Regions from separate parts of the Mus musculus genome. Here all the other regions are linked to region 1. The links are chromatin loops, found by intact Hi-C in ENCODE. Cell type or tissue: left cerebral cortex. All regions are shown on one strand. Region 1 has its middle 38 kb from the start of Gm33596. Region 2 overlaps C230072F16Rik (RIKEN cDNA C230072F16 gene). Region 3 has its middle 4.7 kb from the start of Tmem178.

What was found. A loop is a pair of places that touch in the nucleus more often than their neighbours do. Peaks named below come from ENCODE experiments on the same cell type or tissue, not always from the same donor. Only the 100,000 strongest peaks of a DNase experiment are listed, where the experiment ranks them.
Region 2: it touches region 1 in a loop (2.4-fold over the local background); 2 of 42 quality-filtered maps call a loop at or near these places.
Region 3: it touches region 1 in a loop (2.2-fold over the local background); 2 of 42 quality-filtered maps call a loop at or near these places.

What each region holds. Positions count from the first base shown.
Region 1 is chr17:80,843,032-80,851,031 of GRCm38, forward strand. No RefSeq gene overlaps it. Among named protein-coding and RNA genes, the nearest start is that of Gm33596, 38 kb to the left of the region's middle. In left cerebral cortex, a CTCF peak has its summit at 4,307 (motif pointing right); DNase peaks (open chromatin) are centred at 2,555 and 4,308; H3K4me3 peaks cover 461 bases.
Region 2 is chr17:80,918,935-80,926,934 of GRCm38, forward strand. C230072F16Rik (RIKEN cDNA C230072F16 gene) reads left to right here. Exons shown (of 6, transcript NR_131127.1): 2 at 4,233-4,415; 3 at 4,532-4,667; 4 at 7,834-8,000. Among named protein-coding and RNA genes, the nearest start is that of Tmem178, 22 kb to the right of the region's middle. In left cerebral cortex, a CTCF peak has its summit at 3,151; DNase peaks (open chromatin) are centred at 2,586, 2,971, 3,649 and 3,926; H3K27ac peaks cover 1,164 bases.
Region 3 is chr17:80,935,913-80,943,912 of GRCm38, forward strand. It overlaps the pseudogene Gm9386. Among named protein-coding and RNA genes, the nearest start is that of Tmem178, 4.7 kb to the right of the region's middle. In left cerebral cortex, no CTCF peak of the experiment used is centred here; DNase peaks (open chromatin) are centred at 3,585, 4,114, 6,099, 6,923 and 1 more place; H3K4me3 peaks cover 269 bases; H3K27ac peaks cover 3,769 bases.

The DNA of each region.
Region 1 (8,000 bases):
GCAAGCATTCCGCCACCGAGCTGCACCCTGCTCTAAATATAGTTTAAAACGCTGTTCAAAGGGCAGGATCAACAGAATGGGAAATCATCAAAATATTAAAAAGGTGTTTAATATATTTTTAGAGATCTAGGAAAGAGGCTGGAGAATAGAGGTGAGCAGCAGAAAAGTGTCTCCTAGGATGAATGATAGGCTCCAGAGTATTATTTGATAAGGAATGTACATGCAGGGAAAGATAACCAATAGGTATTTTAACCATGTCTCTGCCTATAAATATCTACAGTAACACACAATTTAGTGACAGAATATAGTCAGAGGAAAATGTGAAGCAATTTTTGTAATTATGCAAATCATAGTCTATAGATACAAACCTAGATGGTTTAGTTCAATCAACTGGTGTGGCCTCTGGGTGTAATTAAGAGATGCATTAAGAGACTAAGTGGATCAGTCAATCAAATGTCTGCTGTGCAAGCAATCGGACCTGGGTTTGGATCCTTGGCATCCACGTAAAAGACAGGCATGGTGTGGCATGTGTCTGTAACTTCGATGCTAGTGGCTGGTGGAGACAGGAGGATTCTTGGAGTTCATTAGCCAGACAGTCTAGCTGAATTCATGAGCTCCAGGTTCAGTGAGGAAACATGTCTGATCTTAGCTCTGAGGGACATACTGATGAACATGCGCCTGCACCAAAACATAATTCTCTCTCTCTCTCTCTCTCTCTCTCTCTCTCTCTCTCTCTCTCTCTTCCCCTCTCAATGCAATAAATGCGACCTATATGAAATTGTTGTTAGCATTAATAGGGCTTACTGCTTAAGTGAGTGTGTGTGTGTGTGTGTGTGTGTGTGTGTGTGTGTGTGTGTATTTCTGTGGTGCTGATGGCTATGCCCAATGCACATTAGGCAAATTCTCTCCCACTGAGCCCTTAGCCCGACAAACTGTTTCTATACACAGTGGTACATTCTAAGACAACAATGAAAACTGTAGTTCAGAAAACACAACTTAGAAACACAGTCTTCTGTCATCTTTATCAAGGCTCGTGTGTTGTGTGGACATGGCTGTACTTGCAGGATTTTTGTGACTGGCGACACTGCAGGCTCATTTAGAGCAGCATCAGTGCATCATTTGAGTAAGGTGTTGTGTCAGCTACCATGGCTATGAACTCAGTTAGGTGAAAAGAATTTTCCACTCTAACCACTGAAATGACTGTCTGTTGTTGATTATTGTTTATGACTACATCTCTCTACCTGTTTGTCTGTCAATCTATCCTGTTTTGTCTGTCTTTCTGTCTATGTGTCTATGTATGTATGTATGTATGTATGTATGTATGTATATGTGTGTCTATATCTATTTATTTATCTATCTATCTTCCTATCATCTATCAATCTATTGATTTACTGTAAAAAGTGGCTTATATAAATTACATAGACTAAGATCTTCAAAGATCTGTAGTTGGCAGGTTGGAGACTTAGCCAGTCATGTGCAGTCATACCTGAGTATGAGAGCAAGTGCTCAGTTTGAAGATAATTTGGGTAATAAGGAAGATTTTTTACTGAGTTTTTTTTTTTTAACTAATCCTAAGAATTTGGGAAGCTGAGGCAAAAGAATCAGGAGTTCAAGGCCAGCCTATTATTTTTATTTCCTTCAGCAATTTAGATAGAGCCCATCCACGCTGAACAGGGACATAACTCAGGCTACCAACCAAAATAGTAACCTCATCCAGAAATACTCTCAACCAACAGACTCAGAATAATGTTTAACCAAGTGTCTGAGTCCCTTGGGGCGGGGGGGGGGGGTCCAATCACGTTAACATATAAACCTAATCTTAGCAATATGTTACTTTCTTTTATATGCTGCGACGCATCTTAGTATGAGGTATAAAAATGAGTTTTCAATAATTGCAAAAGACAGATGTCCGTGACAAATTGTAATCCCTTAACTCAGATATTGACCCAGTTCAAGAACAATGCCTTGGGAGTGTTAGTTGCTGCTAGACATATGTGCATGGACTGAGGCGGTAGGTTGATAACAAGTTTAGAGAGCAAGATAATTTAGTCTAGGCACAGAGTGGTCGGATTGCTATTTAAGAGTAAAGAAGGAAAGAAGGAGTGAATAGGATGTTGGGGCTTTAAGAGAACCTTTTACTGTTTCATAATTTTGTTGAAATTCTCTAACTCCCTTTTTGCTCTCCTTTATACTTGTTCTACTTAAGGATTATTGGACTGACCTTTCATGGGCTTTGTGCATTATTTCTGCTTTTTAAATACATCTACCACTATGCTCGTTATCAAGTTATACGACACCTGGCAGGACCCTGATGTAATGTCCTGCTTCTGTTTCTAGTCATCTGAGCATTTGCTCACACGGCTGAGATCACAAGGTGAGCCCCCTGTGCTGCTCTTTGTTTCTGGATTGGAATGTCCAATGAGCAGAGTTTATACAGGAATCTTACTTCTAGCCTGAAGCTGATGAATAATGCATGACTCTCTGACTCATCCAAAGCGTGGTAAACAGAACCCAAACAGTTGGCCATCCCCTCAGCCATCCGCAGACAGTGGTCCCAGGCCCTAGCAACTGTGAACGGCAATATTTGAAGGTAGCGGTGGAAATTGTCGGTGCTGGTTATCTTTAGCATCGTCCATATGTTTACTGGCACACTGTTAAGTCAGGAGGGTGAGCACAAGCAAAGAGAAAAAGAAGGCCTGATTACTTACTTCACTTTCTGTTGCCCTAACACATTGCCACAGACTGAGTACTTTATAAAGAATAAAGGTTTATTTGACAGTTCTATAGGTTAAGAAGTTCAAGGCTAACATCCTGTGAGGTACTTCTTCGTGCAAGCCTCATCTACTGATTTCCTGGGTGGCATGGGAGATCCCTTGGGAGGCACAACATTGAGCATAAGTCTCTTCTATCTCTCTTTTCTAAGCCACCATCTTCTTTGGATTAGAGCTCCCTCCTTCTGCCCTGGGTTAATCTCAATTACCCCCCAAAATTCTAATTATACCTTCAAATATAGTCAGATTTAATTTTCATCCCTTTTTAAAAAAATACTTCCCAATGGCGATTAAATGTCAGTGAGCTGAGGTAGGGATGGATTATTGAAAGCATGATGTTAGGTATCTTGAGTCAGTGGCTACCGGAGGTGTCACCCACTTATGGGAGGTGTCACCCAGTTGCCTTTTTTTTTTTTCATCACGCACAGGGGTTTCTTCCCTGAACCTCCTCCAGTTAACTAATTGAAGTGTTATATAGCAATTTCCTTAAAACTGAATCATTCTATCCTGGGGGAAACTCATTAAGATCCAGACAGTTCCAAAAAGAGGCTGAGATGTCTCTACTTATGGGGAATCTGACACCGTCTTCTGGCCTCCACAGAAACTAGTGTTGCGTAGACACACGTGAAGGAAAAACTCTCATACCCATTTAAAGAAATGAGAGAGAGAGAGAGAGAGAGAGAGAGAGAGAGAGAGAGAGAGAGAGAGAGATCTTAGTTTTCATCAAAAATATCCATTTACTTATTGGGTTAACTCTCACTACCCCTAAGTGTCTTTTCTAGGTGAAGTGTGACCCAGGATAGGAACCCTTACGTCCTTTTGCTCTGATCTGAATGGACCTGACCTGTGGGCTTTCTGGCCTTTGCCTACCCTAGCTCACACCATTTCCTGGGAGGCATGGGGAATCACTTGGGAGGCAAATTATTGAACTTAAGTCTCTCTTTTCTTTTTCTATAAAGCCACAGTCTTGTTTGGATTAGGGCTGCAAGCTCCTGTCCTCTTAATTGCCTTCCAAAGAGGAAACCTGCTTCTGCCTCCATGCAGGGACTGACGTTTTGGGTTGTATGCGTTTGACTCTATCCCAGATCACAGACGCCCATCGATGCCTCATCCCATCAGATTTTAATGAATCCAGGTACCAATTAGATTCTCTCCTAAAAATGCACAGGCACGCATCACACACACACACACACACACACACACACACACACACACACACACACAGAGAGAGGCCATGCACACAGATATTTGGCACCTAGTAGAGGGCTTCTGGCATCTTTATCTATCACTCTCTGGCCACAAGGTGACACAATGAAAGTGTATCGCCCAAAACGCGGAAAGATGGATTTTTCTCAAGCGGATTTCATCTTCTGCTCGTTTGCACACACGGCCCTACTGAACACACTTTGGTAAGCAGCGAGAGAGGCAACAGATACAGATAAGAAAAAGCATCCCCGGGTGAGGATGAGAGTAAACGACCGCACTCTGTGCAAGCCAATTCCGTGCAGAACCATCCATCCCGCAGCCTGCAGAGGGAGTTCCCAGCCTCCATGCCAGACTTTATCACGGGAGCACGTGGGTCTCCTTTCAGGTTCAATAACTTGCGCATGACTTAGCAACTGAAACAGCTGAAAAGCTATTGGATAAGGACCAGGGGAGTGGGAACTTCTCCGAGCCTTTCTGTGTATGTAGTTCTCGGACTGTGTACGCAGTTCTCAGAGAGTCGTTCTGGTTAATCTTGGCAAGTTGCGCGCTTGAGTCTGAAGCCAACTTGTGGGAGCTTGGAGGCACCGGTCTGGTTCATCTTGCCTTGGGTCTGTCACAGGTGATGAGTCCTCTGAATAGTCTAAAACTGCTCAGAACCTCAGTGCTGTAGTCTGTAGGTGCAGAATCCCTGCGTTAATGTGTTGTCAGAGAGAATAAAAAAAAAAAAAAAAAAAAAAAAAAAAAAAAAAAGGACAGAGTCTCAGGTCCAGAGAGGAGCTGTGTTTTGTTCACAGTTGACCTGAGGAAGATTGTGGTTGAAGTGAAAACCTTCCAGGAAGGAATTAAAACTGGGCACAGTTAGCATCTCTCACCATCAAATTTAATTTAATAAACTATTGTCACTAAAAAGGGAACTGAAGCCGGGCAGTGGTGGCACACGCCTTTAATCCCAGCACTCGGGAGGCAGAGACAGGCGGATTTCTGAGTTTGAGGCCAGCCTGGTCTACAGAGTGAGTTCCAGGACAGCCAGGGCTACACAGAGAAACCCTGTCTCGAAAAACAACAAAAAACCTCCAACAACAACAACAAAACAAAAGAAAACAAAAAAGGGAGCCGAAAGCTTCTATACACACAGATTTGACATATTGGTGATAGATGACATTACACAATGTGTTGCAGGAAGGTACTTCTTTAGCCAGGTTAATGAAGTAATAGATTGTGGGGGGCTGGTGGTATGGGGGTAGGAACCAGTAATTGAGAGACAGTGATTACTCTTTCTACACAGCAAGTTCTTGGGCCCTGAATTTTGCTCTGTCCTTCCATACTGCTCTAGCTCACTGATGGCCCAGAAATCTTTTGATTTTTCTAAAAACCATTAGCTTTCCGCACTCTTTCTTTTGTTCTTCCAGCGTCTGCCTCAGGAACTATTCCATCTTTGGGGCTCACTCCCTTCTTTCCTAATAGTGTAACTATGCATTCTTCAGTTTATCTATCCATTCCTTGTAACTCAGAGATGCTATCCCAGGGCTAGTCCTTGTCTTGTAGTAGCAATGCAGTGGCTTTCCTGACACCAGTGGGGAGCTCTGGCTTCATTCCTGTTCCCGAACCTAGGGGATGCAAACTAGGTCAAGCCTACTCTCTGCTTATAGCTATTTGCTATTGTTTTTATATTTTAAAGTTACATGTATTCATTTATTTTTAGTGCGTACATGTGTACATGTGTGTGTGCGTGCACGTGTATGTGTGTGTATGTATGTGTGTGTGTGCATGCATGTGTTCTTTTAGGAGGATGCTACAGCAAGACACCACTATCTTGGAAATGCAGAACAGCCCTGACTTGGACAATTGTGACTGTGGTACCTCGTTGTGGGGATTCCCACCCTCCAGAACTATGACTATATAGCTCTTCACTTTGTAATTTACCTGGTCTGGGTCATTATACTCCAGCAGCACAGCAGGGACCAAGATGTGGACCAATTGTCCTCTGTCTTTGGTACTGTCTTGGTTTTGAAGCTGAAAACCCTGCACCTCAGGAAACCCTCTAGCTGTGGTCAAACTCAACACAATTCTAAGCGAAGTGTTGTAAATAATCCTCTGGCTGCTTGAGTACCCAGCGACGTTTGCTTCCACGTGTTTTTCTTTGTATTCCTTACAGGTAAAAGTATGATGGTGTAGAGAGGGTGTTAAATTGAATTTGGATGCAGGTGCCGGTCTGTTAGACCACTGAAGAAGCAGAGGTTCACTGGCAGGTCAGTGAGCTTCGGTGTTTTCCTCTGAACAGCATAGAGGTTAGGCTTCCTGTACTCTGGCATAGGACCCAACTTCTACAATGGTACTTCTGAAGGAATGTGATAAACTAACTCACACTAAAATTAGTACTCCTAGATAACAGTTAGTAGGTGAATAGATCAGATAGACTGTTGCAGACAATGCTAACATCTACGGCAGACACTTCTATCGTCTTCCTCTGTCCTTGGTTTTTCATGCCCATACTTTCTTTCCTTTCATCTGTAGATTAGGTATTTATGTCTGTAAAGTTTGACTTGTACAAACTCACATAGAAAATGGTAGATCAAGGATCGGGGAGACAGGGAGATGGTTCAGCCAATGGAGGGTGTATTGTGCAAGCCTTTGAAGACCTGGGTTTAGATCCCAAACACCCACATACAGCAGCTGCATGTGCGGTTCAAACATTTCATCCCGGTGCTGGTCCGTGGGTGGTCACGGGACTGAGAGAAGACGTTCCTTGGGGCTTGCTGGCTAGACAAGCTGCATCCAGGAGTTTCATGTTCAGTGAGAAATTATCTCAAAAGGAAAGGTGGAATGTGATCAAGGAAGATACATGATGTCGACTTCAGGTTTACACATGTATGTGTATGCATGTACACATACAAATAAACCACACATACAGAGAGACACACAGACACACAGACACAGACACACACAGACACACAGACACACAGACACACAGACACAGACACAGACACAGACACAGACACACACACACACACACACACACACACACACACACACACACACACACAATCAGAACTTAGGAAATCTGACTTTCCAGTTCCAACTTAAACTATTGGTCTTCATGGCTAGAGACACTGACAGCCAACATGAGAAGGTCATTTCTTTTTCCACTAAAGCCCAAGACATAGGAAATGTTGGCTATTGGAATGGTAAGTGTGTATCCCATGCTGATAAATATGGTCCCGTGTTTGAGAAATGTTTTTAGTTCATAGCAAGTCCTTGTTCAAGACACTTGCTAAAGGGTGGTGGGACCTGATTGAGTGGTAGAGCCTCCCCCACTGCTATGGTTTGGATGTTGTTCCCTGAAGGGCTATCTAAAAAGGCTTAGTTCCCACGGTGATAGTTTGGGGAGCTACTTTGGACTTTTAAGACGTGGTGTCTGAAGGTGGTCCTTAGGTCACTGGGGACACATCCTTAAAGGGATCATGAGAGTCTCCTTCAGTCCTTTCCTGGCTGAAGGCATGAAAGTGGCACTAATACAGACTCTGTCATGGTGTTCTATTCTTGCTTGGAGCTAAAGGAAAGAGGATGCCAGATCTTGGACTTGAAGCTCCAGGTTGTGAGCTACAAAACCCTTTTTCCCAATAAGCTGATTGCCTCAGGTAGTTCATTGTAGTAACACGACCATGACGAAAGTTCCAGTGCTTACTCTTTTCTTTCTCCTTGTTTGGTAAGTATAGAGTATTCTTTCTGCTCACTACAGGACTCTTGGTATACGTTAGGCATTGTTAGATGTGGAGGGTCACTACTAACAAACTGCTTGCCCTGCCACTTCCTGAAAAACATTTCACTTAGACCCTCAAAGCCTGTGGAAGGGAAGGACTCGACAGGATCCCTACTGGTTCTGTTTCTTCTCCTTTACAAGGGATGATTTGAAACACAGAGACACAAGGCATCCAGGAATGGTGGTGTATTCTGACAGTCCTAACACTCGGGAGGTTAAGGTACAAAGACCGTTAAGTTCAAGGCCACCCTGAGCTACATACA
Region 2 (8,000 bases), 76 kb after region 1:
AGTTCTTTTGTGGTTGCGATTGTGTGCTGCAAGCTTGAGTATGAGACAGTGTGTGTGAGTGTGGCACCTCGAGTTCAGAGGTCAATGTCAATGTCAGCTGTCTTCCTCTCTTTACCTTCCACCTTTTCTGAGACAAGGTCTTGTCCTAAGCCTAGAGCTTGTCATTTGACTTGCCAGGCTGGCCTGCTCTTCTGGGATCCTCCTGGTTCCAGCTCCCAGCCTTGGGTCCCACATCACCATGCCTGCTTTTTACACAGGTAAGAGGGATACAAACTTAGATACTCATGCTTGCATACAATAAGACATACATATGCTTGCATATAATAATACATACAGTGCTTTACCCATTGCACTATCTCCCCAGCCTCCATAGGAAACAGCATTTACTACAGTGCAGTAGTTAAATGTGGTGTTTTCAGAAGTTAGATAAGACTTAGTCTCAGGCTGATATGCCCAGGTCAATAGCTGTGTGATTTTAGAAAAATTCAATCTTTCCATTTTCCATTATTTCATCACCCTTAAAATGGCTCCAAGGGTAATAACTCCTGAATGGACTGTCCTGGAGGTTAAATACACTTGAACTGTTGATAAGTAGGAGCTGTTGTAGTCAGGCAGTCTGTGCCACATTCTTCCAAAAATATTCAGACACCCAGGAAGGGAATCAAAGTCACAGTTTTACAGAGGAAAAAAGTTAAGTAAAATATTTGCATTCAGTTGTCCCAGTCTCGTGAGCACCTTGCTCTGATGCAGATCAAGCATCCACGAAGAAAAGAGGCCTCATCAGCTCTTTGTCAACTCAAGGTTCATTGAGCATTTCACTCACTAACACGGTGAGCTGGCATTACAGCCTGCCTTCTAGCTTCTGAGGGTCCACAGCATCTTGGGATGTTTCTAGTGTTTTATAGGGCTTGGGGTAGAAATGGCCGAAATAGACACAAGAGAAGTGTAACTTATCAGCTTATCAGAAATAGATTTCTGGTGTTTTGTGAACATGTTATCAGCTTTGGAGCTTAGGAGCCTGTGAAGTTTAAGTTTGCCCTAACTTCAACCTTCATAGGACTCATGTTTGATTCAAGACAGATCTCTCTGCTAATACGGCTCATTTGACCTCAGGGTGCCCTTGTTGAATTCACAAATTGACAAAATTCTTCTCTTCTCTTAACAGAGTTTGTATGTAGCCATTTGACACCAGTGAGCAAACAAAACAAGAACCAGAGGGTACCGGTTACACATGAAAAGAGATTAAGCCTAACTAAAATGGACTGAGTTCTCACAGCATGTTCAGCAGTGGTTCACAGTCTTTATGTCCAATCATTGAATCTTCACAACAGTCGCCTTAAAGAGATTCTCTTTTAATCCCTATCTAACTGGGGAGAAAACCGAAGGACGGACAGATTGAATGATTTGTAACCCAACTAGCTAATGGTGAGATTCAGATTTAATCTGTTGCAGCATGGCACTAGAACGAGACAGGTTAGCTATCCTTGCGCAATAGCACAAGATACATGTAATAGATTTTTATAGTTTTATTAAATATTGAACTCAGGAAAATTAAATCATAGCAGGCTGCAAATATAATTCAAACTTTTATTAAATGTCAGGATATTGGATCTTTGGATGCATTTTACTTCTGGGCAATCGCCCAGGTTCGAAGCATATATTTAAGTATTTGCTGTCATGATTTTGCATTGGTTTACAATTGCAAACCAGATTACATGGCGGGGGAGATTAAATTACTGACACGCTTTAGGGAGGAGACCTTTTGATCCTGGTGAACAGGCTCGAGTGTGATGCAGTACCCAGCAGGCCTCACTGACCTGGGCGTTTCCTTTAACGCACTGCTCTACCTCTATCGGGTGGTGTGTTGTCCGATTTGGATTTTCCAAAAGTAGGGGGTTATTCCTTATCTTTTAACCAGGTGCATTCCTACTGGAAATAAACGATCTTGGTATGTGACGAGATATGTGGATGCTATCAAAACTATTTTCTGCTTAGTTATAAAAGTCTAAAATTGCTAATTATGCCAACTTTTTTTCTTTCCCTAAAGTTCTCTAAAACATTATGAGAGTGGAAAGAACAACCTTTTTTTCATCAAAATAATGTCAAAGGCCACAGCCCTCCATGGAAGTATCCTCATTACCATGTCTCTGCCCACCTTGCTTTTGTCTGCACCCTGTATCTCTTACATGAAAGCTAGATTCCCAATGGTTCTAACTCCTTGCCTATCACAGTTATGAGATCAATCCTGGTAGGAACTATAGCAGCCTCTCCTTTGGAATTAGTGCTCATCCGGGTCCAGTGACATGGGCCTGGTATGGTTCCTGACTACTTCCTGGTTGACAGGCTTGCAGCGCCTGCTCACTGATACCAACTGCCCGATGCCTGAGACCACAAAGGTACTGTGTCCATGAGTCCTCTGCTCCCTTTGAGCTGAAGTTCTGTGTATTCACAAACTGGGCTATGCTTGAATCCACTACGTCTTTTGAGGATTTTCCAAAGACTTTCCTATGTCTAAGGACCAAGGGAGAGTGCCTGGCTGAATGCCTGGGCTTTCCAATGGAAACAGTCACAGGAGTAGGCTCCCAAGGCAGGCTAAAGGAACCTTGACACTCATTGTTATAAGAGAAGCCACTTAAGCAATCCCAAGTAAAGAAGAAACGCCAGACCCAAATGTGAAGTGGTAGGTTGTTGTTAAGAAGAAAGTGTAGTCAGGGTGCCAGATTGAAGCCGGCTCAAAAGAAAGAGCAGGGAGCTCAGAGTGCAAGTGGAACAGAGTGGAGCATGCAGAACAATGCAGGGCAGGTTGGGGAATGAATCCTGCAGGTTCTGTGATCCTTTAACGAGCAGTGGCTGGCACCAAGACCTTCAGGTTTGCAGCTGGCCTGGCTTGTCCTCTGGCTCCTCTTGCCTGTTTGTGCCTGTCTTTTGCTGCCAAGACCTCAGCAAGCCTCTCGCCTGCTGGACTTTGTGGTCTGTTCCATTTTCAGTTTAATAGAATTGATGTTGCTTGGTGCTCCCAGGACACATGGCATTGCTCTGTTTGGCGCTGGCAGTGCCTTCAACAGAAGGGGGGGAGGGGAGGGGAGGGGAGGAGGACTGCCAAGCAGCTATTTCCTTCAGCTGTGGTCCCACTGCGCCTCCTGCTTCTTGTGAGCGACAAGTCTGAAGGATTCTGAGTGGGATTTTTAAATTAAAATGTTTGATGTTTTCTATCGTGGAACATAGGAGATCATCTCTAATTAAAGTCAGCAAGTGTTTATTGAACACAGTGTTTAACAGCATTGCTTACCCTCACCCCAACCTTGTTATAAAAAAAATCATAGGAGCAAAATAATAATAATAATAATAATAATAATAATAATAATAATAATAATAATAATAATATACAGTGAGGTTCCAGAGTTCAAGGACATACTCACAAGTCATTACTATCTTCTCTTCCCCTCTCCTCCCCTTTCTCTTTCAGTTCTACAGACTGAACCCAAGGATTGGTGCATGCTAGGCAGTCTTTTGCCACTGGATATAATCCAGGTTACATTATGGCTTGAAATCATCTAATGCAAATGATAACGTAGCTAACATTACAAGCCATCTCAGAGCTTTCCATGTATCGTGACTCAGATGATGCCAGCTAAAACCAAACCACACAAAGAATATTTATTTCAGTCGCACTTCAGGATCTGAACAGATTCTGATTTTTTTTTTCAGCTTGTCTGAAGTATGACAAATTGGAACTGTGCATATTTAAGACATTTAAGGTGTACATCCTGACGTTTGGGTATGTATGTACATTACAAAGTGATCACCGCGGTCTAACTATTAACATATCCGTCACCTCGTAGAATTTGCATTTCCTACTCTACCTGTAGTAAGAACATTTAAGAAAATCTCAGGGCTATGACACAATATTGTCAAGTGTAGTCACTCACCATGCCTAAGAGAAGCGTAGCCACAGTGGCGGGCATGGTAGCGGAGACAGAAAGCTGAGAGTCTCAGCATGACACAGGGAGGGCAAGCTGGAAGCTGCATGATGTTTTAAACCCTCAAAGCCAGCCTCCAGTGATGTACCTCCTCCCACAGGCTATACATTCTGTACCTCCCCCAAACAGCAATGTCAACTGAGGACCAAGCGTTTAAACATTTGAGACTGGAGGATCTTCTCATTCAAGCCACCATAGGGTTGTACCTTGGATTCCACACAGAGATGATATCAAGTCATATTTATTTTGCAGAGTCTGGCTTATCAACATAATGTGCCCAGCATCACCCACATGGAGGCTTTAGTTATAATCCTCGTGCACTGGTTTGGACCCTGGAATTCGTTTGAAGAGATGTAGATCATCAGCTGAGTGCCATGTGCCAACCGTGAGACCCAGACTGATGTTGGACATGTTTGTAGTTTTGGGGAAGTTCAGGTACATTCAGTGGTTCCCTCTTTCTCCAGCTTAGCAATGAACCCTTTTCTTTTGCTGGACTATGGAGATCCACCTATATTGCTGCCTCTTAAGACACTTTTTTTTTTTGTCCACAGACCCTCACTACATTTTTCTTCGTGCCATCCTGAAACCATCTGTCTGTTTTTCGTTTCATGGCGTCTTCTACCTTCAGTGGCCAGCTCTTGCCAGGAATGGATTTTTCTGAAGTATCAAGAGGTCACAAATAACAAGGTTTCTTTCTTTCTAAAAACTTAGCAACATCCCAGTGTTTGTGTGTATAGTCTCTCTGTGTCCTCTCTGTCTTGGTCTCTGTCTGTCTGTCTGTCTGTCTCTGTCTCTCTTTCTCTCTTGTGTGTATGCGTGTGTGTGTGTGTATGTTCCTAAGGATCACCTAAGGAACTCTGCATGCTAGACAAGCACTCTACCTGTGAATTATACCCACACTCCTACGCCACATTTTAAAAACAATATAACTGTAAGTTGGGTACGGCAGCACGAGCCTGTGATGTGAGCATTCAGAAGGCTGGGGAGGAGTTCAAGGTCAATCTGGGTCAAGGTTCAAGGTCAAGTGCTGAGATGCTCACTCAACAAAACAAAAACAGATACAGAGAGACTTATAACTTTACCTTCCCCTGGAAGTCTGAAATTCTAATTAGTAACAAAACCTTTCCTTTTTTTCCCCTTTCACACACATACTTGTGCTCCACCAAATCCGATTAAATATAAACAGCTAGTGTCTGGCTAGATGATTAACAACCCATAGATTGCTGGAAATGTCGAAGCAAACCGTAGAAAAGTGCCCTCAGACTAACTGAAAGGGTTAATCGCATTTACTTTCTCCTACCAAAGGGCTCTGTTTAATTTTCACGTCCGCATGTCTGGTGTCCTTTGATGAAGTATGTCATCTGCTCTTCAAAACTTCCCTGCTGGTAAAAGACATGCATTTATTTTTAAATACATTCATAATTTCTGCTCTATAGGAATAAACTATGCCTCCGGGAAAGATGTGCATTGCACGGATACACTTTGTGAAGGTAAACACACAGAGGCATTCTGCTTTCTGTTAATTAATGATAGCGGTGCCAAGCTTTTATAGGAAACCAATTTTCCTTTTGAACACCAGGGAGATCTTTGAGCCTAAGAAATGTTTCAATTTAGGAAAACCATAGCTCAGCCAAAAGTGCAGACGTAGCAGGTGAATTACGGTTGGACTAGAAACTAGGATGCACGAATGCTCGGTAAGTACAAATGGGCCCCAGAAGTCTGTTCTTGAAACTACAGACAACTCTGGAAGTTGGAATTTGCTTCAGCATTTTCCCTGGAGTAGGAGTTGAGATGCATGGACTGCGGCTGTGGGGGGCTGAGAGAGGCTGGAGCAGCCCACAAGGTAGACCCTTGCCATGGGCATGCAAGGTTCTTGCTTGGCTGGTGAGGGATCAGTGTTCTCTGTCTCCAATGAAGACGCACCTGATCTTTTGGCAGAGTGGAAGTCTGGCATCCTTGTCTTATTCATTAGGAGGTTATTTATGAGACTCACTAACTGTGGCATGACCTCTTTGGTGTATTTAAAGCAATCCTGGGCTGATGCTATCGGAGGGTGTTTTGCACATGCAGATGCTGCTTGTCGGCAGGAGTGTTTGACTAGACAAGGTGAGAGAAGGATGTGAATGCCAAGTCTCTCTGCAAAGCCCAACAGAGGCATGCTTGGTGACTGAAGAAGAGTAGACATCAATGTTACTTAAAGTGAAGGAAAGGGAGCAGGGTGGTGGTGGCACACACGTTTAATTGCAGCACTCTGGAGGCAGAGGCAGGGGGTCTTTGAGTTTGAGGCTGGTCTGGTCTACTGAATGAATTCTAGGCCAGCCAAGGCTACACAGAAAAACCCTATCTCGAAAACAAACCAACACCAAAACGAAAAACAAAAAAGAAAAAGCAATCCAAAAGAAAAGTGGAGGAAGTGGTTTCTACTGAGTAAATAGCAGGGATAAATTCAGCATAGATAAATTGTGTCCACACAGGTATATACACAATGAGGTTACATATGATACCATATATAAGAATTACAGGTTGGAAGGCTGAAGTATAGTTCATTTGTAGAGTGCTTGCCTCGCATGCCTTAGATTTGATCCCTAGCGCCAACCACATTAGCCTGGAGTTGTGGCTCAAGCTTGTAATTCCAGCACTTGAAAGTGGAGGCAGGGACATCAGCTATTCCGAGTGTCACCCTCTGCTACATCCAATATGAAGGCAACTCTGAGATATATGAGACTCTGCCTCAAAAAAAGTACAAGTTGGAAATAACCTAATAGAGAGCAAGGACAAAGTATGACATAGTTCTACAGTGAAGTATTGTGTAACTGTGAAAAACAGCTCGCAGCTTTGTAAGAGTGAAGTACCCACCACAGATCCCTAAGGCCAGTCATCAAGTATAGTCCAGTATGTCCACATACATGCTATTTTTGAAACTGTGTATGTGGACCAATGCTGCCCGTGGGGAACAAAATTGGGGAAGGTGAGTGCACCATCCCTTGGTCTTGGGATATTTCTGTATTAATGCAAAGATTGTAATTAGCTAAAGATAAATATATACATAGCTGTAGCTAAATATATACATATTTTAAAAAGAAGTTTAAATTATTTAAAAGTGTTTTAGCCAAGTTTCTCAGAGTAAACCTGGGACTACACAGTAGTCAAAAAGAACAAATCTGTAGCTGCCAAGGAGGCTTTATGGTAGCTTGAAGCTATCAGGAGAATATTTCATAGGAGCGGATTTCTAGAGCATGCACTAGCTTCTGAGACAGGGCGGGACCACGAGTTTAAGTCAGTGGTTCTCAACCTTCCTAATGCTACATGGTCGACCTCCAAAGGGGTCTAGACCCACAGGTTGAGACCCACTGGCCTGAGTGCTCACTGGCTTCACCCCTTGCCCATTCCACCAGCTTAAGGAGATTGCTACCCATATATAGTCACTCTTTTCTTCTTCAGAGTTTACAAAGCACTTTTCAAGTCTTGAGCAAGACAGGAAACCTGTGAGTGGCCCTTTTGTCCTCATTTTCAGGGAAGCTAATGGAGTTAGTTTATATGCTCCGGTGACACACACAGCTAGGGTAGAGCTGAGCAAGGACTCAGACAGGGAATCTATTCCCAATGAGGCCATTAATCCCAGGTAAATCACTACTTTTCTAGGTCTTGGGTTCTTCAGCTATAAAATAGGCTTGCAGCAGTTTCCTAGGCGTGAGTTTAGAATTGTTTAAAGGAAAACAAGTGCCTTACCCACCCCATTGCCAACTTTTTAACAGCGGCCCCACCCTCTAGAACGCACAAGTTCGTGGTTCGGTGGAAGGGGAAAAGGATCTGTGTTGTGAAGTGACTTAAGGGACTGACTCTGTTCTTGCAGAACATCTGGAAAGGGCCAGAGAGAACACATCATGTCATCCCTGTCATCCTTGTCAAGGCTGTCTCTTGCGCGCGCCGGACTGGCCAGCAGTAACGACGCTGCAACAGGATCCTTCTGCACACGTTTATTGGGAGAGCTTGATTGCAGAGGCGAAGAGACCCCGAGCC
Region 3 (8,000 bases), 93 kb after region 1:
TTCCACAAGCACAAAGTGCCTTGGCTGGAAAACACTAAGAGGCATCTCCCTCACTGCCAGCCTTCTCTCTGGCTTGCCACTCACACCATCCAAGGCTCTCCTTCACAAGCAGGTTGATGCCGACACCTAATAAATTAGGCAGATGGGGCTCATACATCAACGCCACCTACTTGGATTCCTTTTTGGTCACTGATGCGTTCCCCTCGCCCCCCCCCCCCTTAATCAGCCTCATAAATCTGACCCTGACAAGGTCCTGCCCATCTCCATCCTGTAGTAGGAGGTGAAGTGGTCATTTGTCCCCAAGCTTTCATCCCAGTCTCTCCTTGAGTGACCATCAGTGCCATGTGGTGCCCATTCATTACAGGGGCTCAGGTGTGACCATGAAGATCGTGTGTCAAGGGCTGCCAAACCGGTGACTCCTTCCAGGAGGACAGCATGGCTCTCCAAGCACTGTGCGCATCAGATGCTCGCACTCCGCAGTGCCTGATTTATCCTGGCACACTGAGTGCTGTGCTGGATAGATCACACCCTGAGCTATTTCCCCCCCCCCCCCCCAGCATCCAGCCGTTGATAGCTATCCACACCCAAGCTAATGAATACATGGAATCGTCCAGTTTTTTCAAGAGATTTATCCAAAACAAGAATTGAAGACGAAAACAGAGCTGTCCAGGGTGTGACCTTGCTCTCACAGGTGGGGACAAATGCTTATGTGATCCTGTTGATTCGAATTTGACTCAATCTTTATCTCCAGATCTTGGCCCTGAGAATCAGGAATGTTGACCCAGCTCATGCCGGCGGTGTTTATGTTCCTCATGACTTGAGCAGCGGTGTTTTCAGCCTTCTAGGAGATGTGTCATTCAGTCTGGACTGTGTCTGAATCCTTGTCCTTTCTCATGCTCTTCTTAAAAGGGGGAGGGGGTGGGGAAACATATCCCACCCAATCAGAGGAGGAGGGGAGAGGGTAATAGGAGGAAGGATTGTGTGAGGGGGTGACTGGAAGGGGGCAGTGATTGTGATATAAAGTGAATAAATAAATAAATAAATAACGAACAAATAAAAGAGGAGGGTAGTTTTTTTCTCTTTCCTTATACAGGTGTTGTTCAAGGCTGACTTAATGTCCCCTTGTCCTCTGAGAGCTTCTCTATCCCTTATTCAAGAAAAAAAAATAGTTCAGATACACTCACCCATGATTTGTGCCTGTAAGATGCAGCAGCTGTGGGCAGTCATTTCACGCCCAGGCCTTTCCAGCTCATCCACTCTAAAGACCTGGGAAGGTGAAGACACCTTATCAGGCTCCAGCAGCTCATTTATGCTGTTCACAAAACTGCATTAACCACCTTCTTTATGGGCCCATAACAAATAGGCTATTGAAAGAGTGTAATGGTTCCTCATAGTTTGGATGCATATCATCTCACAGGCAATTTATGTTTTGGGGGGTTTTAAACCGGGCCTTTGTGCTTTCTCATTAGGGCCCGGTCCTTGGAAGAAGGGTCATGTTCTGACCACAGGATTGTGAGCAGCAAGAGCGAGCAGTCTCCAGAGCTTGTTGTTGCCGATGATAAATGATAAGCAGGAGAACACGCTGTCAGTTATGCTGAGCACTTGCTCTGCGTCAGCTTCACACCCGCTGTGTCTCTAACTGCTTTGTCTCCTTTAGATTCTTCTAGCATCCTTAAGGAGGACCCTACTCTTATCCCCACTTCACAGAGGCGTGGAGTCTTCTCTTCTAACGAAGCTCTCTATTTTCCAGGGTCTCAGATCCCTGACTCCAGTCTCTCAGCTTTTTCATGCCGTTCTTCCCTTGAGCAATCTCATCTAGTCTTATGAATTTAACAGTCAATAGGCAGTTTGTACCTATATGTTGATATTGCTAATTTAAATCTCTACTCTAAATTCTCCTTACTCCCTCTGCTTGGGAACATACCCAGGGCTTTGCCCGCATCAAGAAAACATTCTACCATCAAGCCACACCCTCGCCCCAGGCTGCTTCTCTTAGTCTTTTTTTTAAGAAAATTTTTGTGGTTTTATTGTATCATGAGGCATTGAAACATCTGAACAAATCAATATCTGGGCGGTTGGTGAGGCAGCTGCTTTCTCCTTCACTTCTTTGGGTTACTAGAGCAACTTGTCAGTAGATTAAAAAACAAAACAAAACAAAAATTAAAACAAAAACAAAACCCCACAATCGTTTGCATTACTTAAGTCTTTCCAAGGCATGCGCTGGTACAACACAAACTTCCTGTCAGATGCGACTAGTCTAGCATCCAAACATCATGCACAACACCGTGGTGACAGAAGCGCCCTGCACCCGCTCCCGCCTCGGCCCTGCTCGTTTGTGTATGATATTTGGAGCATCTGGAGGAGTGAACTAGGATTGGGAAGAGGGAGGAGGAAACAGCGTGACTGTGGCCAGGAGGAGGTCAGCCGAAGTTGCAGGGCAAGCCTGAACATGTCATTGGTGCAAACCCAAGCATTGTTGATGTTCTTTAATAGAAACATCTGGTGGAAACCCATGATGGGATCTTCATCAGCCTTGAGCTGGCCCACAACTATGCTGATGATGCAGCTATCTGGTGTAGGCTGGTGGTCCTGCGCCGTGATGCTATGCTGAATTTTCTGGAACGGAAGGCTAGATAGCTTCTCCACAATGGCAGCTTTCCCCTGGAACTGCTGACCTTCCCACGTAAGGCATGATGCATCAATATAAATTGCGCCTAGTTGGGTTCTGTCGTTATCAAATAACTGGTAGTAATGCTGAATAAAGCTGGATCCAATCTGCTCCCAAATTGGCTTGTCTCCCATCCTGGAGAGTCACCCACCTCTGAGACCCGTGGGGCTGGCACGATGGCGGCAGCGGCGGCGGCAACCCAGCGTGCTCTGCTTCTCTTAGTCTTACATTCACACATCCAACTGCCTTTTCCACTGGGCTTGCTGAGTGCCATCTCAAAGTCAACGTGCCCAAAGCATTCTTCCGCTTCTCTCTGTAAATGCTTTTCTCCTCCTGTCTTCCTTTCACAGCTCCTGGTTCACATTGAAAATGAATGGGGCTTGGTTTCTGGTCTCCATAACCTGCGCTCACAGTGATTCTGTGAGTTAGAGCTCCACCAGTTTCCCTGTTTAAGCTGCTGCCTCCTTGGGCCTATGTGTTAATGGTACCAATCTTGTCTAGACCATTGTGCCTGACTGGTTGTCCTGCCTGATACTGGCCAGCCCCAACCCCCAGCCAATTTTGCGCAGCAGTCTGAGTGACATTTACAAACATGAATCAATTCATGCCCTTTCCCTGCTTAAAACTCCTTAAAGATTTTCTTTTGATTCAAGTCCAAGCTCCATATATGGTTGAACTTGACCGATGTTGCAATGTCACCTCGTACTTTAACTATTTCCCATTCCTTTGTCAACTATTTGAATGTAAATAACAGCATGGACATGTGTCACTAATAAATTATCTAACCACTTGCATCTATGCCATCTACATTAAATTTCCTCACTATAATAGGCACGGGGGAGGGAAGGGAGTGGGAAGGATTATGAAGACCGTGTGAGGCAGACATTTATAGTCTAGTTGTTCAGAACTGTGTATCTGAGAATATGGGTAACCACCTGCCTTGCAGTGCAGAGTTAGGGAGCACTGAGCCTCTGTTAGGCAGGCTGTTTTGACCCAAGCACCCATGGGAATTCCCTAGGTCCTGGGTTCTTTGTAGGGGTATAGCTGTGATAGAAGATTTATGTCTGAGAAAATGGGTAGACATTTGGTAAGCCAGGCTCTTTTGTCCATCGGGGCAACCACACAGATGGTTATGAATTGGAGGCAATGGGCATCTTAGCTACATTCAGTTGTACTTTGGTTGTCACATATCACCCAAGAGCATAGAATCGAACCCTAGTATCTACAAACACAGACAAGGTGGCGGGTGCAGTTAGGTATGGCGATTAATGAGCCGCCATCTGCCAGCACATCATGCTTTGAGTGGGACTTAACGTGGTTACGGGTGTCTTTGAACATTTCCCCCCTACCATATGTGCTTAAAGGATCCAAAAAGGAAACAGCTTAATCCAGGAATGTGTAAAAGAATGGTGACATTCTGTGGTGTGTCAGTGAGATGAGAAACTTATCAGGCACCATCTATTTCAGGGTTTTCGTGGTATTTTGTGGTTTCAGGCATCTAGTCTGTGACAAAATGGCACTGTCAGGATGATTTTCCACATGTGTGGGATCCTGTGGAGCACCATGGTGTGGGTGCTGCTTCTAAAAATACACCCGTGGGGTTGCCCTAAACTCAGCTGACAGAAGAAATGACTTCTTTTCTTCCGAGGGCCTGAGATAGTGTTGATGCCACGCTTTTCAGAGTGGAAACTTCTGTCTCTAGACTAGGTTTTCCTCTGGGATGTTTTTTGTGCCCTTGTGACATCATTTGTCCAAGCTCTTCATTGCTTCTTACATTTCTGTTTTCTTCCTCTAGCAACCTAAAGCTTCGTAGGACATGCATAGAGCATGTTTCCTCCACGGTGGCAGAATCCAGTGAGGCCTAGCACCAAGACTTACATTGGAAGTGCTTAATATATCTTGAGTTAAAATAACATTGCTTCCAGAGAAAAACTTAGAGAAGATACCTCAAGTATTTTTAGAAACGACATATTGTAGATCAACAACATAATTGACTACATCCTTACATTAAGTACTGGAAAAAAAAATGTGTGATATTACCAGGAAAAAGAAAGCCTCACTTTTCATGAGTTAGTTCCTAGGTTTGGTTAAATAACATGGGCTTAGTCCACGTGTTCAAAATAAGGAAGGGTGGTACATGGAATCTTGGCACTATTACAGAAAGGCAAAGGTCTTTTAGAATATTTATGACCAGCAATGTTAACTTAGCATTGATGTATCAATAAATCATTGTCATAGCGCCATAGTTCTGGGATACATGGAGGTGTGTGAATGTGTGTGTGTGTGTGTGTGTGTGTGTGTGTGTTGTATAGGCCTTTCTATAAGGAAATATTTATGCAATGACTCTAATGATAAATATGATCAAAGTTTGGCACTCAGATATTATAGCGAATGTGTTTGAGGAGGGCAAAAGTGTTAAAATGGCCAACACATCAGTTGGGGCATTTAAATGCTATGGGAATACTTAACAGTAACAAAGAAGGCCCTAGGGAGATACAGTGAGTTATTTTCTCTATGCTAAAGAGTGGGGCATGTAAGGTGACAGGAGGAAAGGGACATTAAGAAGGATGCAGTGGCAACAGTATCTGTGGTGACTATAGGAAGAGCTGGTCCTGAAATCCTGGGGACCAAGGAGAGCACTGCCACCCCAGCACGGGCTACTGGAAAAGACCCAGAAGGACAGATATAAATGACACTTCAAAGGAAAAAGCCACATGATTTGCGAAATTCTGAAACACAGAGTATGAGTGGCTTATATGGCTTGTCAACAGGAGAGAAAAAGAGATTGGAGGCAGGGCAGACACAACGTAGGGAAAGACGAGCTTGAGGTTTGGACATGTTCAAATACAGTAACGTTCCCAGATGGAAATTCTCCAGATTTCTCCCTGTCCCTTCACAACAGGGCTGTTTAGTGAGGGATGCACTGGAGTGTTTGGTCTGGAGAGAGCAAAGACAAATTTTAGATGAGTGAAGCAAGCAACATTTGAAAATATTGAGGTCCTAGCCCTGCTAATTCTGAGCCATGTAAGAAGCCATTAGATTAGTCCGACTAGATGACTTAAAGACATGGAAAAGTATTTGTATTACAGTGTCCATAAACACTGAAATTTCCAAATGTACTAGATGGACATAAAACCAAAGAGTTATAACCTGAATGAGATGCTAGTATCGCTGATATTTTCCCTTGGCAAAACTGAATCTATCCTTGGAGAACTAAGTCAGATGCCTGTCCTCAGCCCACCTGAATTCCCGCTCCCCAGGCAGTCTGTCATTTACTGTTCATCTTCCCACAACACTCGGTTTATATTTCTGCCACAGCCCTTGCCTCTAGTTCTGTGCATGTTTTCCCCGCTTGCCACCAGACTGGGGACAGCATGAAGATGGGAAGTTTTCTCATCTCGGCATTCCTCACTCCTGAGCAGCTGGGGTTGGTGGGTGACAATTCATCACTGGAAATCTCCAACAGAGGAAGGCTGAAAACGTGGACGGACGAAGCGATGTGCAGTCGCTGTAGCAAAGCCAGTATACACATCACATGTCACTTTTCTCCGACGCCGATAATGCAGAACCAGCAGAGGCAGCACTCTCATTACACACTGCTGGCCCATATTTGTAATGTGTGACATTTTTTATGAAATACTGTCAAAGGCAATCCATCATTGAATAACCTTTAGATTATATGCTGAGGTTGATTTTAAACAGAGACGTAAATGAACTCCGAGGATGATGCTGGTTTTTAAGAAGGGTGTGATCAAAGAGTTCCACAAAGGCAGAACAAATGCCACGGTCTATAAGACACCATGTTCTATAGGCAGGACACTATGTTCTTTTAAGTCACATAGCAGTGACTGAGAAGATTTTCTGCTACCCTTTTTTCACTTGGGGACAGGGTTAGTGTGATGATAATCATGTGACTATGAAATGTGGCTGAGTATTTGTGCCTTGTAGTACATTGGGTGAGGACATGATAAAGGGGCGAAGACAACTAAACATGAAGCAGTCTCGGGGCTTGTAATAACTATCTTGAGAAATGCCATATGGTATATGTATATGTATATATGTGTATATGTATATATGTATATGTATATGACACAGGGCACTCTAAGTTAATTTCAGATGCCAGTTCGACTCACAGTTAAAGGGGCTCTGTATATCTGGAAAGATCTATAATCTTACACATATTATAGAATATAAATAAATGAAACCTTCTAAGTCCCATCATTTCTGTGTAAATCCTGAAAACGCTTCCTCTGCCGGGTTTAGTGCTTCCTGAGAAGGAAAAGCTGATTGTGAGAAGAACACTAAAATTGTAATTCTTTGTCTTCCTTAATTAGACCCAGAGCTCATCACAGTTCTTGCTGAAGCTGTGAGGAAAAATCCAAGCAATAATTCACATTGTCAGGTCAGCAGACACGGGCATGGGGGTCTGATAGGACCAAGATTTGCTTAAGGGATCTTTCTGTGAAGTGAACAGCTAAGAAGAGGTACATGCTCTTCCACAGGAAAAAAAAAATCCCTGAAGACGTGGAGCCCAAGCAGCAATGAACATGGATCGCAGCAGCATCTCGTGTCACCGTTACAGATGCCATTCCATAGGAGGCAGATCAACCACCTCTATACCAACGGACGTGGGGCACTAATTAATAAGTCCCATTAAAGCACGGAGTAATGACATTTAGCATCTAATGAATGCCTCATAATCTCTTCAGTCATTAATATTTCATAGTGTCAGAGCATAAGGATAGCCGTCCTGGACTGGTACAGCATGGTTTTCTGCCTCTGACATGGCCCCAAGGGTGTAGGTGGGACCAGGGTATGGCACCTTGCCATGCAGAATATACATGCGCATCATTCACTCTGTACTTTGGTCCCAAGGATTCCTCTTTTAGAAAGATCCTGCCTGCCATTTTTAGAGTGAACATCTGTGACTCCAGAAAAGCCCTGGAAAAGCAGAAAGCCTCAGATGTTGACCGGTGTAGAGCACTGGTTTGTTGTTGACCCTCGATGACCACCAGGAAAAAAAAAAACTAGTACAGGAGAAAATCATTACTTTGATTTATCACTGGTGGGCTTGCTTTATTCAAAGGCAATAATCACTTGGCAGAGCAGGTGCCACTGCAAGGCCGTATTGATCCAGGAGACGGTCAGTCACTCAGGCGTAGAGATAGCCCAAGAAAAAGAAGTCCATCTCAGAACAGGCAGGAATGAAGTGGGCGGCTATTATCTCTGACTGTGGTTCTGTGGCTCCAGGGACACTGGGCATCTTCTTGCAGAAGCAGGGCTGGAGCAGAGAGAAGGGTTCCAGGCTGCCAGGAGCCCGAGAGAGGGAAGC